Regions from separate parts of the Homo sapiens genome. Here region 2 is linked to region 1. The links are chromatin loops, found by intact Hi-C in ENCODE. Cell type or tissue: heart right ventricle. All regions are shown on one strand. Links, peaks and the distances in the headings refer to the core of each region. The heading gives the core; the rest is flanking DNA. Region 1 overlaps PTCSC2 (papillary thyroid carcinoma susceptibility candidate 2). Region 2 overlaps PTCSC2 (papillary thyroid carcinoma susceptibility candidate 2).

Region 1 (9,666 bases), core at 3,173-8,172:
GCCCATACCTTTCTAGTATAGCTTCTAGAAAGTCATGCATGTGTATATTTGTGTGTACATATGTGCGTGTGTATGAAGATACATGTCTCCATGTGTGCCCCAGAGCTGCCCTGTGCTTATTCCCTGGATGCTGCATGTGTAGACTTGTTATCTGGGCTGAGCTTATTCCAGGCAGTTCCACCCTGTGGGAGGGGAGAGAAGAGGGGCAAGGTGGAAGCGGCGAGGGAGCTACACCTACATTTTTGTGCTGCCCACTGATTTTAGCTGCTGAAACACAGGCTCCTGGCTGCTGTGTACTTAGCTAAGTCTGAGTGACTCCATACATGGGCAGTGGGCCGGAACGCTGCCCGCCAAGCATCAGAACTGACAACTTCTCTCACAACTGGGATCCAGGTCTGCAGGAGCATTCAAGGCCTTTCTTGCACACAGAAACACACATACACAGGCACATGTGCATGCACGCATGATGCACAGAGCAGGTGCCTTTCCCTCTCTGGCCTCAGTTTCCTAATTAGTAAAATGAGAGACTATCTTTGCTTGCCAGAGTATCCTTAGAGTTCAGAGACATTAAAGTTTGCTTTGCAAACTATAAAGTACTGGGAAGACCTTGCGGAGATAATGCTCATTCAATCTGCCCATATAAATAACAGAGAACGGAACTTTTCCCCATTTCTTTAAACCATACAGTTAGCCCCGTGGGCTCCCTCCAAATAGATATTGGATTAACTTACTCTAATACATAGATAATACCCTATTCTATTAATACAAAATTGGTGATTTCAGCCTCAGAAACATGCTATCTGATGTATCCTTTTCCCCACCGAATCTGGAATGGTTTGATTGCCAGAGAATACCCTGATTCATGATTCAAAAGGAAGATAATGTAGCGAGATGACTAATAGAATGGACTCTGGAGCTAGAATGCCTGGTTCAAATCCCAGTTCTGCCACTTGCAGTTGTGTTGCAATGCCTAGGCCCTGTCATTTAATTGCTCTGTACCTTAGGTTCATCATCTGTCATGTGGCATGACTATAGCGCGTCCTCCACTGGGCTGTTGTGAATGTCTGCACATATAAGACTGCTTGATATAAGTGGTGGTTATTATTTGTCTTCTTGGAAGAAGAGTAGGTGGTGGTGATGATGATGGTGATGTACATATTCAATGTGAATCAGTGATTGCCAGTGCCAAGGCTAGACCTGAGCTAGCCCATGGCCTCCTCCAGCCTACACTGGTTTTGGAGGAATGCTCTATTGTTAGAGGGAAGGGCAGGTACTCTACCCTAACTTCCTGACCACAGCATTTTCCACAGGAGCTCCCACAAGAAGTTTTAATGAGGTAAGCACAAGCTCTCACCAATTCCAAGCAAAAAGGTGGGGCTCTCTGCACCTCTCTCTACCAGTGCTGGCGTCACCACCACCGTCATCTGTGCCTGGATGCAGAGGTCTTGCGACAGAAGGTTTGGAACCCTGAGGACTATAAGGACTCAGAAATTTGTTAGGACTAGACAAAATGAATAATTGGGTTCCAATTTCTGTTCTGACCCTGGCAAGCTGAGTGACCCTAGGCAAGTCATTTCACCTGTCTGAGCCTTTGAAGATTACAATATTGGTTGTCGTTCTTAAGGCCAGGATTTGATCAGATCAGAAAAGTCTCACTTTCCAAAGGGGATGTCAATAAAAAGTATTTACTTAGTTGGGTGAAGGTGTGAGGACAGATCCAGCATGGAGACTTTGACTCTAACCCGCTAAGCTGCTAAGAACCATCATAAGATCTTGTATTGAAAAATTATTTATGGGAGTAATTTTATGTGCAGTTCATACGCGGTACAAGAAGCCAGTACACAAAAGGTCAAGTCATGGAAGCTGAGTCTGTTCTGAAGCTGCCCATCCCAGAGAGTGAGAACTGGAGAAGCTTCAGGGCATAGTGTGAATAGCACTGTGGCAAGAGTTAGGGACATGGGTTTGGTGTTAGGCAGACCTGGGTTTGAATCCCTCTTTGGCCACTTACTAACAGCTGGGTGGCCCTAGGTACATCCCTCAGCCCTCTGTGTCTCAGCTTCCTTGTCTATAAAATGGCCATATGGTTCATGTGACTGTGTGCAAGATTACATAAAGTGATACAGTGAAAAGCTCCCAGCACATAAGTGAGCTTAATAAATGGAAGATGCTGGTCTCATTTAGGACTCTCTTGGTTTGAGTGACGGAAATCAAACTCACACTAGCTTAAGTAAAGTAGTCATTTTGTTGTTTTAAATAACCAAGAAGGGCAGGGGTGGGGTTGGCCTTAGGGCAGTCGGGGACAGGGACTTAGACATCAGCAAGACTCTCTCTTCTCAGCTTCTCATCTCTAACTGTTGGCTTCCTTCTGCCCTGCCACAGAGGTTTCCTATGGGGTGAGGACATGACTTCCAAAACCTCTCAGTTCACCATTCCATGACCTATCAGGAGAGGATTCTTTCCCACCAGCTAAAAAACATCCCGGGAAAAGGACTCTAATTTGCCAGGCTATGTCACATGACCACACTGGACCAATCACAGTAGCCAGGAGGATGGCTCCTCTGATTGGCTCAGCTTGGGTCATATGCCTCTCCCTGGGCTAAGGGACTTGTTCCCGGCAGGAACAGAGGGTGGGGATGCTGCAGGAATTTCTCCTCAGGAAGTCTGTATGTGGGTGCGTTAGGAGAACAGTTCTCTGCACTAGGTGCTGAGGGTGGCATGAAGCCCCTTCTTCCAAGAGCTATATTGTCTTAGTGTGGCTTTGGTACCATGTTTATCCCAAAATGTAGTCTTTGTAGAAACAGCTCGACTTAATACAGCTTAATGCTGACCAAATCCACCATCCTCAGCTGCTGTTTGCAGAGCTTAGGCAGCGTTCCCAGCAGAGGAAGCCCAGGAACTGTGGCAGTCTCACTGGAGGGCTCCGCGTGGAGCTTTCCCTTCACCAACCCATAGCCCCCGCCTCAGTAAGACCCTGGCCTCATTTCCTCTGTCGACCCCCTGCAGATCTCAATGAGCCTGGGAGCACGGTAATTAGAAAAAAAAAAAACAACAACAAACAGTCATAGTGTTAGAAGGGACCTCAGGAACCACCTGGCCCACTTCACAGACGGAGAGACTGAAGCCAAGCAAAGGCAAAGTGCCTGCCTACCCAGGGACACATTGCTCCTTTGGAACTATGTCTTCATCAAGCGCCCTCTGACGAAATAATCTGTTCAACAAACCCCCATGACAGGAGTTTACCTATAAAATAAACCTACACATGTACCCCTCAACCTAAAATAAACATTTTTTTAAAAAAGCACCCTCAGCTCCTATCTTATGGTAGGTCCTCAGTAAATATTGAGTGAGTCAGGTGTGGTGCCTTGTGCCTGTAATTCCAGCTAATTGGGACGCTGAGGCAGGATGATCCCTTGAGGCCAGGAGTTCAAGATCAGCCTGGGCAACTGGGCAACATAGTGAAACTCTTTCTCTACAAAAGAAAAAAAAAATTAACTATGTGTGGTGGCACATGACTGTAGTTCTAGCTACTCAGGAGGCTGAGGTGAGAGGATGGCTTGAGCCCAAGAGTTTGAGGCTGCAATGAGCCATGATCGCACCACTGCATTCCAGCCTGGACAACAGAGCAAGATCCTGTCTTAAATAAATAAATAACTAAATAAGAATGTTGGGTGAATGAATGAATAAACTGAGATTTAAATCCAGGTTCATATTATTTCTGATATATCATTCTACTTCCCCTTGAACCTAAAAATAATTTCTAGACTAAAGTCCTTTCCTGCTCTAAGGGAGATGGCTCCTTGACCAGGATGGGCAGGAGGTTATGTAGATGACCTCAGTGAGCACAGTCCTAGCTGAAGTGAATGAGAACTGGTATGTGGTATCGGGGCAGGCAGATGGGAGGAATGGATTTGAGAGAGGTAAGCACATACTCATCGTTGCCTTTTAATAACTCATGATTTGGTCCTGTTTGTGATAGGCAGGACAGCATTCCACTCCCATTCAACAGATGAAAAAGTTCCATCAAAATTCCTCTGCAGCTTAAAGAAGGCAAGCACTCAGTGAACCTTACTTGCCTAGTGATTTGTGGAGTTTAGACCCCTTCCCTGGTGTTCCAGCTTCTGGCTCCCTAAACATCTGAGGCAGCCACTTTGTTGCCTCATCCACAGGCCCTCAGCACCTGATATGCCACCTGGGGTATCTCCTGCTGGTCATTTCTGGCACAGGCCAGATGTGCTGGGGGAATTAACAGCCCCTCCTTGGGAGCAGTCCTCAGCCAGTGGCTGACAGGAGTTGGCGGACACACCCTCCAGCTGCCTTGCCCCTGGGAACTCAGGGGCTGTGCATATGGGCCGCACTGGCTCCCAGAGCCCCCAGCAGGACCCAGCTCCAGTTGCCTACAGGGGAGGCTTGCTTGCTAACACACCATGATTGTTCTTCCCCTCTCCTGCTTTACTTCCATGCTCCCTAGCAGCATCCCCTCCCAAACAAACTACTTGCATTTGAATCTTTGTCTTAGAGTCTGCTTCTGGAATAACCCAAACTAAGACTACCACCTTCTAAAAAAAAAAATGGCAGAGTGGGTGAACCAGCTGGCTACATAATGGCAAATATTGTTTATATGAAGTAAGTCCAAGTTAGGTCTATACCTCCATGCCCTCTCACCACTTGCCTGCTCCTTTCCTGGCCCCACCCTCACCAGTCTTGCAAGTTTCTTCACCACTCATGAAGGAGGGGAACACCTGTGAGGGTGTCACAAGTCATGCTACCAAGAACCAGAACCATACAGGGCTTGACTCCATCCCTGAGCCCCTGGGTGACAGTTTCCCATGGCTCTGACAAGGTGCTAGAAGTGAGCTGGCATATGCTCTGCCTTCTCAGACAGGCTACTGGTCTGGTCTGTCCTGGTGTCTGTCAGACATGAGCCCAGCCTTATGTCACCCAGTTCCTGAACTGACGACTCCCCAGGATGATCTATGTCCCTGATAGCACAACCTCTAGACCACTGGGTCTGAGGACCAGAGTGGTGGAGCCATGGGATGCTGGAGCAGGAAAGTCATGTAGGGACTGGGAACTTGTTCTAACCCTCCCATTGTTGGGGGGATGCCTTAGACCTGGGAGGACAGGGTCTTGTCCAAGGTCACACAGTGCAACAGGAGTGGAATGGGGCATGAACTCAGGGTTTTTTCTTTTATTTCCAGTTCAGCATTTTTGCCTCATTAACAGACTGTATGGAAAGAGGAGCAAGGGGGCATGGCAGAAGAACAAGGGCCCCGGATTTCAGACTTGGCTTGAAACCCACTTTTGCTGTTAGCTGTGTGACCTTAAGCAAGTTACTCAGTTCCATGTGCCTCAGTTTCCACGATTGTAAAGTTGAGGTTCTATTAATCATCCAACAGGGTTGTTAGGAGGCTGAGCAGAGATAATTGAGATGGAACACACCTGGTAGTAACAGATGCCCAATAAGCACCGGGTGACTCTGAATCTATAAAGGGATCCCTCTTATTTTACAGCCTTCCACCTGGATGACACTCAACAAATTTTAAACAGAAATATCCTCATCTTCTTCATAATCACTTCTGGAAAATTTACAGCAGGGTCTAGTGCAGAATTTCCAGATCGTGTGATTCAGAGTTCTGCTTCTGAGAAAAGGTGCCATGTGAAAAAAGAAGGAGCTACCAAGTAAGTTTGGAAAGGGTTGCATTAACATCGTCCACGTTAACACACTGCAGGACTTCTGAGGGCCTTCGCTTAACTTTTTTTGTCAGGAGCACTAAATATCTCCTAGTCTTTGGGGATGCTGCAGGGAATAGGTTTGGGAGACAGCTGGTCTACTGGAAAGGCCACCTGACTGAAGCCTTGACTCTTTTATGTCTCTCACTTACTCATTGTGTGCAGTTCCTGAACCATTAGAACTTGTTTCCTCACTGGTAAAATGAGAAGGGGGATGATAAGTAAGGGCGTTTCCGGTTCTGATGCGCTGGATCTTGAAGCTCTTCTCCACCACTAGCGCCCTGCTTGTAACCTTAGCACACGCAACTCTGAACAGGAATAGTCCTGGGAGAAGGGCGGAAGGTTCCAGGAGGGCGCCTGCCTGCCTAGAGTCCCCTTGCCGGTCTCACCCTGGAAAGGTAGGCGGAACTAGAACAGGCGGGCCCCACTGCCTGCAGCCTGCGAGGAGACGCCAGGGCTGCAAGCCCCCCCGCCCTCCTCCGCCCCTGCCGGGACAGTCAGCCGCTAGGGGATTAGGAACGGGCCCAGCGCCCATTCAAGCCATTCAGCGAGACAGGAAGCCAAGCGCGCTCCTGCCCGCCCGCCTCTGCCGGGCAGGTCTGCGGGATGACGCGCATTGTGCTGGGGACTCGCCCAAAGGGAGGCCCAGCCGTGGGGAAAACCGCGTCCCGCGGGAATCCGACGCCCGGTGACGGGGGCACCTGCAAGGCTTCAGGGCGAATCCCTGACTCCCAGCCCGGGGCTGAGTCCTCGTGGGGCCGCCTCCGCGCTGCCCAGTGCTGCCGGTTATCTGCTCACAGCGGGTGGCTCCGGGCCTTCAGGAGCGCGACGGGCGCCATCCCTTCCAGTGCCTCCCGGGACAAGGCCAGGGTCATCGGCACACGGAGTTTCAGCCCGAGTGCCGGAGTCTTTCTTCAGGACAATGCAGAGATCTGCACAAAAGGCAGGCAGGCGGGTGAGGACAAGTTAATCTCTGTGAGCCTGGAGGCTCTTGAAGGCCTTGGGGGAACGGGCATGTTCATTTTCTCTGCCTCATTGGAGGCATCGAATCCTTAACCTAGACAAGCTGGATCTGGCTTTGAAGACTACTAGAAGACAGGGATTCCTTGTCGGCTCCCAAAGGCCGGTGCGGGGAGGCTCGCTTGAGCCCAGGAGTTCAAGACCAGCCTGGAAAACATGGTGAAATCCTGTCTCTATGAAAAAAAAGAAGAGGAAGAGGAAGAAGGAGAAGAAGGAGAAGGAGAAGAAGATGAGGAGGAGGAGGAGGGAAGAAGGAAGAAGAGGAAGAGGAAGAGGAGGAAGAGGAAGAAGAAAAGAAGAGGAAGAGGAAGAGGAAGAAGGAAGAAAAGAAGAAGAAAGAAGAAGAAGAGGAAGAAGAGGAAGAGGAAGAAGGAAGAAGAAGAAGAAGAAGAAGAAGAAGAGAAGAAGAAAGAAGGCGGCCCAGTGTCTTACTCCTCTTTAGTCCCAGCTATTAGGGAGGCTAAGGCACGAGGATCGTCTGAGTCTGGAAGTTTGAGGCTGCAATGAGCTGTGATTGCACCACTGCACTCCAGCCTGGGCGACAGAACGAGAGACCCTGTCTCACACACACACACACACACACACACACACACAAAACAAAACCACACACACAGGAAAGAAAAAAGAATGATGGGCTTTCACTGTCTGGGATCCTGCTGGATTTGTGCTTTGGCTACTGCAGAGTGTTGGAACTTCATGCATTTCTAATTTGGCCATGTCTGTGTACCACCTGTGTGGGATACTTCTCCAGGCGACCTTGGACTCATCCAGTTCTACCCCCTTTCTGCCTTGTAGTTCTCAAGAATAACTGTAGAATATGCTGGAAGGGCAACATCCTGAGATAGGGAGTGGCTGGCTGGAACAGCCTGGCTCTGTGCCAGTCCTCCCCAGAACAGAATGTCTTTCAACGCTTTAGTCCAGCGAGTCTTGTTTTCCGGGGTATAAAACCCAGGACAGGCTGCTTTCCAGGGTCCTCCGCTGCCGTACAAGTGGGAGACACACAGTCGAGATTCCTTTCCCCTGGACAGCTTTCCGGAGCCTTAGGGCTCAGGCCTCAAATGCGTCCTACGCTTCTACAGTCCCTTGCTGCATCTCTGTAAGCAGTGAACCCACTTCATGTAACTTGTTGTGTGTGGGCGTTCTATCTCATCCCACTCAGACAAGTTGGTAACCAGTACACAGTGAACCTGATTCACAACTTGTAGTATTACTGATTCAACGTTTTTCTTATATCAACTTGCTTATTAAATTTTTGCTAAGCTGTATCTGTGAAATAAAATGAGATTTATGTGCTAGTAGTTCCTACTACAATAAAAATAATTTTCCAACCATTAAAAATGATTTGTCCCTGATGACCTAAAATCAGATTGAGACTCATCAGTGCTAAGTTAGAGAGATGGGATTATATAGTCTGTAAGTGCCCTTCAAATCTTGAGAGCTCCTGTATTTTGTGTTTTTACAGAGTATTTTGTTTAATCCCTATTTCAACCCTATAAGGTAGATACTATCCTTGAGTTTTCAAATGAAAAAAAAAACAAAAACTGAGATTCTACGATATTCAGTAATTTCCCCAAAATCCCACAGCAAATGACAGAGCTAGGATGGGAACCCAGGAGTCAGAAATCGGAACTTGTGTTCCTAATCACTTAAGCTATATCACAAATGAGAGAGGTGGATGATTCTATGACTGTAGGGCTCTAAAATGATGTGAAGGAATGAAATGTCTTCACATAGACAAGAAATGTCTATGTCCTAATTCCCAGATCCTGTGAACATTACTTTATATGGTGAACAACGTGATTCAGTTAAAGATCTTGAGATAAGGAACTTATCCTGTATTACCTGGGTAGGACCTGCATCAATCACATGTATTTTTTAAAAGAGGGACGTTTGACACAGACAGAAGACACATAGAAGAGAAGGTGATATGAAGACAGAGGCAGAGATTGGAGTGATGCAGCCGCAAGCAACGGAATACTGGCAGCAACCAGAATCTGGAAGAGGCAAGGAATGGATTCTCCTGCTGGAGCCTCCGGAGGAAGTACAGCCCTGCTGGCACCTTGATTTGGGACTTCCGTCCTCCAGAAAAGAGAGAATACATTTCTGTAGTTTCAAGCCACCAAGTTTGTGGTAAAGTTTTTTACAGCATCCACAGGAAACTAATACCAGTGGTAAAGTGTACTTTACCTCCCCGTTTGTCATAGTTGCTCTTGATGGCTGGAATGGTCTGTTTGGGGCTTTGATATGGTTTGGCTCTGTGTCCTCACCCAAATCTCATCTCCAATTGTAATCCCCACATGTCAAAGGCGGGATCTGATGGGAGACGACTGGATTGTGGCGGCGGATTTCCCCCTTACTATTCTCGTGACAGTGAGTGAGTTCTCACGTGATCTGGTTGTTTGATAAGTGTCTGGCACTTTCCTCTGCACTGTCTCTCTCTCCTGCTGCCATATGAAGAAGGTCCTTGCTTCCCCTTTGACTTCTGCCATGATTGTAAGTTTCTTGAGGCCTCCCTAGCCATGTGGAACTGTGAGTCAATTAAACCTCTTTTGTTTATAAATTACCCAGTCTCAGGTAGTATCGTTACTAGCAGTGTGAAAACGGACTAATACAGGCTTGTTAACATGATTCTTGCCTTTGGATCAGCTTGGCATCAACTGACTCTGAAACATCAGTAGAAAAAATAAAATCAGGTAAAAATGAGAGAAAGAAAATTATACAATAAGCAAGTTATATAATAAGCACCTATATTGTTATTATTGCACTTAAGTTTTACCTTGAGCCTCCAGACAGCTGAGGCAAAACGAAAATCAGGGCGGATGATATAATTTTCACTTTCTGATAAAAAGGAATCAGTTTTGCTTTTCAAGAAACACACATCTTTCCTTTATGTTGTATTCTAGGAATAACTGAGCA
Region 2 (9,666 bases), core at 1,808-6,807, 75 kb after region 1:
TCGGCTCACTACAACCTCCGCCTCCCGGGTTCAAGCGATTCTCCTGCCTCAGCCTCCCGAATAGCTGGGACTATAGGTGTGCACCACCACACCCGGCTAATTGTGTATTTTTAGTAGAGACGGGGTTTTACAATGTTGGTCAGCCTGGTCTCAAACTCCTGACCCCAAGTGATCCACCCCCCTCAGCCTCCCAAAGTGCTGGGATTACAGAAGTGAGCCACCGTGCCTGGCCAACCTCACAATTTTTGTAAAGCTTTATTGAAGTATAACTTACACACCATGAAATTCACCCATTTAAGTGTACAATGCTATGACTTTTAGTAAATTCACGGAATTGTGTAACCATCACCATAGTCTAGTTTCAGAAGTCTTTCCATCATCCCACAAAGATTCCTCATGCCCATTTGCAATCAATCCTTATTTCCATTGCCAGCCCCAGGCAAACCACTATCAGTTGCTTCTATAGATTGGCTTTTTCTGACATTATGTATCAACAGAATCATATAATATGTGGTCTTTTGTGTCCGGCTTCTTACACTTAGCATAATTTTTTTTTTAGTTTTATCCATGTTGTGGCATGTACAGTACTTCATTCCTTACCTCATTCATTTTGTATTCCTGGCATCCTGCCAGTGCCTGGCAGATAGTAGGTGCTTAATAAGGGGCTGAGGAATTTCACATGGAGACCAGATGCCCTTCCAAAATGAGGGCAACTATCTGCAAAAACCCCACTCAACTCCAAGCTGCTACGGACAAAGGCGCTGATTGTCATGTCTGCTGCCGATGGTATGAACATAGCAATTTGTTTTCATACCTACGACTGTATGGAGTGAACTGTCATGCCCTCCATCTCACATGTGCTGCAGCATCCCCTCCACTTGTTTTGAATTTGCCCTTATTCCCCCTTCATCCTGGCTCTGAAAACCACAGTGACTCATCCTTCTGAGATTAGCTCTCCTTCTTCAACCCTGAGTAGCTGTATTGCCTGAACTAGTTGGAGAAGAACTCTCCAAATACAACTAGAGCTCCTTGAGAGGAAAACAGCTCTGTGGAAAAATGTACTTACCTTGAATTGGCAAGGGCCACCGCCAGTCTCAGAAAGATAAGAAATCGACTTTTCCTCTCTTGCCTTGGCACCAGATTCACTGGTAGCTCTAGGAAGGAAAAAGGTTGACTATCTTTTGTATGGTCAATCTATAAATATTTCTGTAGAAAACAGAAGCATTAAACATTTTCTGCATAGGCTCTTGGGCTCCCAGCCTCGGGCCTAACTCAGTTCAAACACCTACTGTGTTTCTATTTTGTGTCAGGTGCTATAGTAACCTTGGGAGGGGCAGGCAGAGACATACAAGTTTTTTCTTCTTTTGATTGTGGTAAAATACATGTGTAACAGAAAATCTGCCATTTTAACCACGTTTAAGTATGCAATTCAGTGGCATTAATTACATTTACAGTGTTGTACAACTGTTACCACCATCTAGTCCCAAATTTTTTTGGTCACTCCAAACAAAAACTGTGTAGTCACTAAACAATAACTTCCCATTCCCTTGGTCCCCAGTCCCTAGTAAGCTCTAATCTACTTTCTGTCTGTATAAATTTGCCTATTCTAGATATTTTATATATGTGGAATAATACAATGTTTGTCCCTTTGTGTCTGGCTTTTTTCACTTAGCATAATGTTTTCAAGGTTCATACATTTTGTTGCATATATCAGCACTGCATTCCTTCTTTATGGCTGAATAATATTCCTATATACATACAGATGTATATAGAAATATATACACACATATATAGGAATATATGTACACACATATATATAGGAGACATATATATGTGTATATATATACACATATATATACACATATATACATATATATACACATATATATGTGTATACATATATACACATATACACATATATATATATATATATATACACACACATACATACCACATTTTGTTTATTCCTCTGTTGCTGAACACGGATTGTTTTCACCTTTTAGCTATTTTTGAATAGTGCTGCTGTGAACATTCTTGTACAAGTGTTTCTTTCAACACTTGTTTTCAGTTACTTTGGGTATATACCTAGGAGTGAAATTGTTGGGTCATATGGTAACTCTATAGTTAACTTTTTAAGGAACTGCCAAAGTGTTTCAACAGTAGCTGCACCATTTTACATTCCCAAGAGCAGTGTATGAGGTTTCCAGTTTTTCTACATCATCTCCAACACTTGTTATTTTTCACATTTTTAATTTTACCTTTTCTAGTAGATGTGAAATGATATCTCATTGTGGTTTTTATTTGCATATCCATAATGACCAATAAGGTTGAGCTTCTTTTCACATGCTGATTGGCCACCTATATAACTTCTTTGGAGTAATGTCTGTTGTAGTCTTTTGTCCATTTTTAATTGGGTAGTTTGGGTGTTTCTTTGTTCTTCAGTTGTAAGAATTCTTTGTATATTCTGGATATTAAACTTTATCAAATGTGTGATATGAAAATATTTTCTCCCTTTCCATGGATTGTCTTTTTACTCACTTGGTAGTTTCATTTGATTCAAGAAAGTTTTTGGTTTTGAGAAGGTACAATGTATCTATTTTTGCTGTTGTTGCCTATGCTTTTAATGTCAAAAAATGATGTTAAGAAACCATTGCCAGGCCGGGTGCAGTGGGTTCACACCTGTAATCCCAGCACTTTGGGAGGCCGAGTTGGGTGGATCGCTTGAACCCAGGAATTCAAGACCAGCCTGGGCAACATGGCAAAACCCTGTTGCTACAAAAAATACAAAAGTTGGCCAGGTGTGGTGGCGTCCACCTGTAGTCCCAGTTACTCGACAGGCTGAGTTGGGAGGATCACTTGAGCCCAAGAGATTGAGGCTGCAGTGAACCGTGATCGCACCACTGAACTTTAGCCTAGGCCACAGAGTAAGACCTGTCTCAGGAAAAGAAAACAAAAGAAAAGAAACCATTACCAAATCAAGGTCATGAAGATTTGCCCCTATGATTTTTTTCCAAGGTTTTTATAATTTTAGCTCTTACATTTAGATCTTTAATCAATTTTGAATTAATTTTTGTGTATGACATAAGGTAAGGGTCCAACTTCATTCTTTTATATGTGAATATCCAGTTTTTCCAGCACCATTTGTTGAAGAGACTGTTTTTCCCCATTGAATGGCCTTGGCACCCTTTTCAAAAATCAGCTGACCATAGATGTGAGGGTTTATTTGTGGATGCTTAACTCTATTCCATTGGTCTAATATGCCTATTAGCCTGTTCCCCTGGTCTGCATGCCAGTACCACATGTTTTGATTACTGTAGCTTTGTGGTAAGTTTTGAAATTGGAATGAAAGAGTCCTCCAACTTCATTCTTTGTTAAGATTGTTTTGGCGATTCTGGATCCCTTGAAATTCCACATAAATTTTAGGGTGAGTTTTTCCATTTCTGCAAAAGAAACCATTGGATTTTTTTATGGGAATTGCATTGAGTCTGTAGATGACTGGGTAATCTTGACATCTTATCAATATTAAGTCTGACAACGCATAAACACAGGAATGTCTTTTTACTTATTTAGGTTTTCTTTAACTTCTTTCAGCAATGTTTTGTAGCTTTCAATGTACATCTTGCACCTCCTTGGTTAAATTTATTCCTGCATATTTTATTATTTTTGATGCTATTGTAAATGGAATTGTTTTCTTAATTTCTGCTTTGGATTTTTTATTGCTAGTATACAGAAAGACAACTGATTTTTGTACATAGATTTTGTATCCTACAACTTTGCTAAATTCATTACTAACTCTCACATTTTTGTGTAAGTGGGTGGATTCTTTAGGGTTTTCCATATATAAAATTATGTCATCTTAAAATATAGTTTTGCTTTTTTGTTTCCAATCTGGATGCCTTTTATTTCCATTTCTTTTCTACTACCCCTGGCTAGGACATCCAGTACCATGTTAAATAGAAGTGGTGAAAGCAATAAAAGCTTCTGGTCCTGGATTTTTCTTTGTTGAGAGGCTTTTGATTACTGATTTAATTTTGTTACTTCTTACAGGTCTATTTGAGTTTTCTATATGTTTGTAATTCAGTCTTGGCAGGTTTTGTGTCGGTTCTGGAAGTTTGTGTGTTTTTAGAAATTTGTCCATTTCACCTAGGTTATCCAGTCTGTTGTTGTACAGTTTTTCATAGCATTCTCTTATAATCCTTTTTATTTCTATAGTCAGTAGTAATGGCCCTTCTTTCATTTGTGATTTTAGTAATTTGGGTCTCCTGTTTCTTTTCTTTTTCTTTCTTTCTTTTTTTTTTTTTTTTTTTGAGACGGAGTCTCACTCTGTTGCCCAGGCTGGACTGTTTCTTTTCTTTTTCTTTCTTTCTTTCTTTTCTTTCTTTCTTTTTTTTTTTTTTTTTTTGAGATGGAGTCTCACTCTGTTGCCCAGGCCGGAGTGCAGTGCTGTGATCTTGGCTCACTGCAACCTCCACTTCCCGGGTTCAAGCTATTCTCCTGCCTCAGCCTTCTGAATAGCTGGGACTAGAAGTGCATGCCACAATGCCCAGCTAATTTTTTGTATTTTTAGTAGACATGAGGTTTCACTGTGTTAGCCAGGATGGTTTCGATCTCCTGACCTCACGATCTGTCCACCTCAGCCTCCCAAAGTGCTGGGATTACAGGCTTGAGCCACCGTGCCTGGCCTCCTGTTTCTTAGTCTAACTAAAGGTTTGTCAATTTTGTTGATCTTTTCAAAGAACCAGCTTTTGGTTTCATTGATTTTTCTCTATTTTTCTATTCTCTATTCTGCTTATCTCTTCTCTAATCTTTTGTTATTTTCTTCCTTCTGCCAGCTTTGTGTTCATTTGCTCTTCTTTTTTTAGTTCCTTAATATGTACTGTTAGATTGTTGATTTGAGATCTTTCTTCTTTTTTGATGTAAATACTTACAGTTATAAATTTCCTTCTGAACACTGCTTTTGCTGTATCTCATAAGTTTTGCTATGTTGTGTTTTTCATTTTGACTTGTTTTAATGTATTTTCTTATTTCCTCTTGTGATTTCTTCTTTAACCTATTGGTTAAGAGTATGTTATTTAATTTCCACATATTTTTGAGTTTTTCAGTTTCTTTCTGTTATCAATTTCATATTTTATTCCATTATGGTTGAAAAATATACTGTTTATGATTTTAATCTTTTAAAATTTATTAAGACTTGTTTTGTGGCATAGTATATGGCCTATCATGGAGAATGTTCCATGTGTACTTCAGAAGACTGGATATTCTGCTATTGCTGAGTGGAGTGTTTTATGTGTTCGTTATGTCTAATTGGTTTATAGTGTTGTTCAAGTCTTCCATTTCCTTATTGATTTTCTATCTGGTTGTTCTATCCATTATTCAAAGTAGAGATATTAAAGTCTCCAACTATGACTGCAGAGCTGTCTCTTTCTTCAAGTTTGTCAATTTTTGCTTCATATATTTTGGGACTCTATTTTTAGATATGTATATGTTTATAATTATTATAAAATTTAATATTTATTAGTGGATTGACTATTTTATCAGTATATGATGTCCTTCTTTGTCTCCTGTAACCCTTTACTTAAAATCTGTTTTGACAATAATATATTAATAGCTATCTCAGCTCCCTTTAGCTCACTCTTTGCATGGGATATCTAGGTTAAAAGCATCTTCTTCTGTGAATCCTCACAATAGTCCATTAGCAAAGTAGTAACCCAAACTTGTTTCTTACAACAGAAGTGACTGAATTCACAAGAGCCTGATGATGAATATAAGAACAAAAATCCTCTAACCTAATAAGGGAGGGAATGCATCCCATAAATGAAGTACATCTAAAATGTTGTGGAGGGGCATCAACTCAACTATTTATTTATTCCTTAATCTTATAGCCCTGAGCACCTACTCAATGCCAAGCCCTGAGCTGGACATAGCATTTAATCACTCATGGCCTCTGCTTCCAGGACTTAAAGGATGATGCAGGCAAACAGAGCCATTTTAAGACATTCTTGAGCTACATCTAAGTTTCTTCACCTGTGAAAAAGGGATATTAGCAGCATAACTTCACAGAGGTGTTATAAACGTTAAATTAATTTAAAATATGTAAAGCGCTTAGAACAGTGCTTAGAGCATGTAAGCACCCAATAAATGTCACCTATGATCATTATTATTGTCACCATGGGCCTTAATCACTCTTTCTTTTGTAAGCCTTATCCCACCAGTTAAAGTTAAATGTTTTTTCTGTAAAAGATAGGAGATTTCAGTAATTTTTTTAAATTTAGAATTATTTTCAATTTTACAGTTTTCTTTTTATGTTTGGGAATCAATATATTTTGGGCAAGCTCTTGAAAACTCCCAAGACTGTAACTCTGGTCTCCAGTGGCTAAAGTGGCCCTGCCCAGAGTGATCATGTAGGGCCGCACAGGTGGTGCTTACTGCACAACTCCAAGGAAAACCAGTCTCATAGACTACAAACTGAATGCCCTCATCCCCATTCCCAGGGATGTGTAGTGCAGCATTCCTGGCCTTGTCGGTGAGTAAGTCAAAGACTACTACACAAAGCAATAAAGATCACTTCCAGTTGGGAAAAAGAGAAGGCTTTATGGAGGGATGGCATCTGATGAAGAGTGAAAGAGCCAGTCTGCAGAGATGCTCTGTGAAGGGCATTCCAGGCAGAAGGAACAGTAAAAGCAAAGCAAGGGGGCTACAGTTGGGGAAGAGCAGGTAGCTCTATTTGGTTGGAGTAAAGGATGTGTGAAAGGGGAAGAGGGAAGTAAGTCTGGAGAGAGGTAAAGAATCCAGATCATGGACAGCTTTGAGTGGCAGGCTTACAGTTTGAATTTTGTTATGTAGGCAATGAGAAGTCATTGTACGTTTTTGAGAAGGGAGGTGTCATTATCAAGACTATGCTCAAAGAAGGTCCCTCTGGAAGCTAGTATGGGAGGTAGACTGGAGAGGGCAGAGACTGGGAGAAGGAGACCAGTAAGGAGATGATTGCAATAGTCTTGTAACTGACAGAAGGAATGGAGAGGAGAGACAAAATCAAGATGATGCTGGGGAGGTAGAGTGGACATGGAGCATTAGAATGGCCACCGGAATAAGTGTAGTGGACATAATTCAAATTTCCAACCCATGTGACTCCTCTCCCTAATGTAGGATTGGGTTCACAGGCTGCAGCTCCATTCTCTTCCCCAGACCCTCTGATGACTGTTGCTTGGGGTAGAGGATTTGAAAAATAAGTCCCAGATTGTAGGATTCTAACCTATGTTGAAAGTGGTTGATTATATTGTTTTTGTGTCCGTGTTGTTTCTCATCCTGATGACTGGATTATATAACAGTTGGATGCTCAATTTTGTAAGAGGTTATTAACATATCACATAAAAAGAGGTGTGCATTTGTGAGGCCTTAAAAATGTGGTTAGGGAAGTTCTGGCTACAGCAATTAGACAAGAGAAAGAAATAATGGGCATCCAAATTGGAAAGGAACAAGTCAAATTATCTTTGTTTACAGGTGCTATGATCTTATATTTTAAAAAACCCAAAGACTCTGCCAAAAAAGTATTAGAACTAATAAACAAATTCAGTGAAGTTGCAGGATACAAAATCAACACACAAAAATCAGTAGCATTTCTATATGCCAAGAGTGAACATTCTGGAAAAGAAATAAAAAAGTAATCCCATTTACAATCACAACAAATAAAATAAAATCCATATATGTTTTAGGATTGATTTTTCTATTTCTGTGAAGAGTGTCCTTGGTATCTTGATAGGGATTGCACTGAATATGTAGATCGCTTTAGGTACTATGAACATTTTAACAATATTGATTCTTCCAATCCATGAACATGGAATATCTTTCCATTTTTTGTATCCTCTTCAATCTCTTTCATCCATGTTTTATAGTTTTTGTTGATGAGATCTTTCACTTATTTGGTTAAGTTAAAGGACTTTTCTCAAGATCTCACAGATAGTAAAACATACAGACATTACTCAAGCCCAGGTGATCCATGCTGACCCCGAAGTTCAAGCTTTTAAACACTTTGTTACACTGCCTTCCAGCAAAATCAACTCTATAAGCATAGTGATATTCATGGAGAAATGAAAGCTGAAAGTTCAGGTGGTTGGGTAAGGGTTACAACATTAATAATATAATTCAACATTATTTGAATAGTAATATTTTAATATTTTTAAAAATAAGAAATAGGATGCCAATGGTAAGAGTTCCTAAGGACAACAGGGTAGAAAAATATCTGGAGGCTGGGCGCAGTGGCTCATGCCTGTAATCCCAGCACTTTGGGAGGTCAAGGCAGGTGGATCATGAGGTCAAGAGATCAAGACCATCCTGTCCAACAGGGAAACCCCGTCTCTACTAAAAATACAAAAATTAGCTGGGTGTGGTGGCATGCGTCTGTAGTCCCAGCTACTCAGGAGGATAAGGCAGGAGAATCGCTTGAACTTGGGAGGTGGAGGTTGCAGTGAGCCGAGATCGCACCACTGCACTCCAGCCTGGCGACAGAGCAAGACTCTGTCTCAGAAAAAAAAAAAAAAAAAAAAAAGAAAATGAAAAAGAAAAAAGAAAAATATCTGTAGTTAGGGTAGGTAGCTGAAAGGCATCACTGAGAGCTTGCTGATCTGATAAGAAAGCTCCTTTACCAGACAGAGGGGCATGACTTGTTCAGCTCAGTGGGACCAGCACAGGGCAGGCAAAATCTTGGGAAATGCTTGGTGAATGAATGAATGAGTGAGTGAATGGGTGAGTGACCCTGAAGAGCTGCATAGGAGACTGCTAAGGCTACCTGTTGGGATAAGTGATGGCTGGTGCTTGGGACAGAGTGTATGAGTCCCAGGAGAGTGTGTATGTGTGTATGTGTTTGTGTGTGTGTGTGTAGGTGGGACTTGGAAGGTGGGAGGAAGAGACAGGAGCCTTTGAGAAGCTGGTGAGGGAAATGTGAGGCGAAAGGCATGCAGAAAGAGAAGGTCAGAGAAGAGGGGGCTGGCAGAGGACTTCTGCCCTCACTGGCTTCATCCCAGCAGCTTAGACTTGTTTATTCCCTTAGCAGTTCTGAACCCTCACAGATAACATCATGTGGGTCTCTGCGGGAGGTCACCATAAAGCCTGCACAGTTCAGCCATCCATCCTTGCTACTCCTGAGGATTCAGCTCATTCTACCCACTCATGTCTCAGGGTTCTGTCTTCCCTCGCTTTGCCTGAAAGGTTCAGGCTTCCTGCAGAGAACTCAGGTCTTGCTAGTTGCTTTACCCCCACTGTCTCATTTCATCCTCCCAGCAACCCTGCAGATGGGTTCTTCAGTGATTCCCATTTTTCAGATGAGGACCCTGAGACTTGGAGAAGGAAAGTAAATTGTCCACAATCACATACCTAGCAAGGGCTGAGTGAGGGATCTGCTGGACTGGTTTCAAGTTCTAAATTTGCTAATGACTTTCTCACCTTCCACACTCATAAGGTGGGATTAGGATCCCTGCTGTCCTTCCCTGAAGGGGGGCTTTGAAGAGCCATTGAGATGATAGAAGTGAAACCACTTTGTCAATTAGGGAGATAAGAAATGGAGTGTGAAAAGATCCAACCTGGGTTCGAACCCCAGCCTCACTGCTCATTTCCTGGGTAACCATGATAAATTAATCTCTCTGGACTTTCATTTCCTTACCAACAAAAGGA

What was found. Hi-C counts contacts between places; a loop is a spot of excess contacts. Peaks named below come from ENCODE experiments on the same cell type or tissue, not always from the same donor. Only the 100,000 strongest peaks of a DNase experiment are listed, where the experiment ranks them.
Region 2: a loop joins it to region 1, with 1.9 times the contacts of the local background. A loop is called at or near these places in 2 of 110 quality-filtered maps.

What each region holds. Positions count from the first base shown.
Region 1 is chr9:97,735,101-97,744,766 of GRCh38, forward strand. The region is part of intron 5 of PTCSC2 (papillary thyroid carcinoma susceptibility candidate 2); the gene reads right to left. Among named protein-coding and RNA genes, the nearest start is that of XPA, 43 kb to the left of the region's middle. RefSeq lists an enhancer at 6,383-6,492. In heart right ventricle, for the core only: a CTCF peak has its summit at 6,230; a DNase peak (open chromatin) is centred at 6,341; H3K4me3 peaks cover 1,144 bases; H3K27ac peaks cover 448 bases; H3K27me3 peaks cover 2,699 bases.
Region 2 is chr9:97,811,065-97,820,730 of GRCh38, forward strand. The region is part of intron 1 of PTCSC2 (papillary thyroid carcinoma susceptibility candidate 2); the gene reads right to left. Among named protein-coding and RNA genes, the nearest start is that of PTCSC2, 37 kb to the right of the region's middle. In heart right ventricle, for the core only: no CTCF peak of the experiment used is centred there; no DNase peak of the experiment used is centred there; H3K27me3 peaks cover 1,614 bases.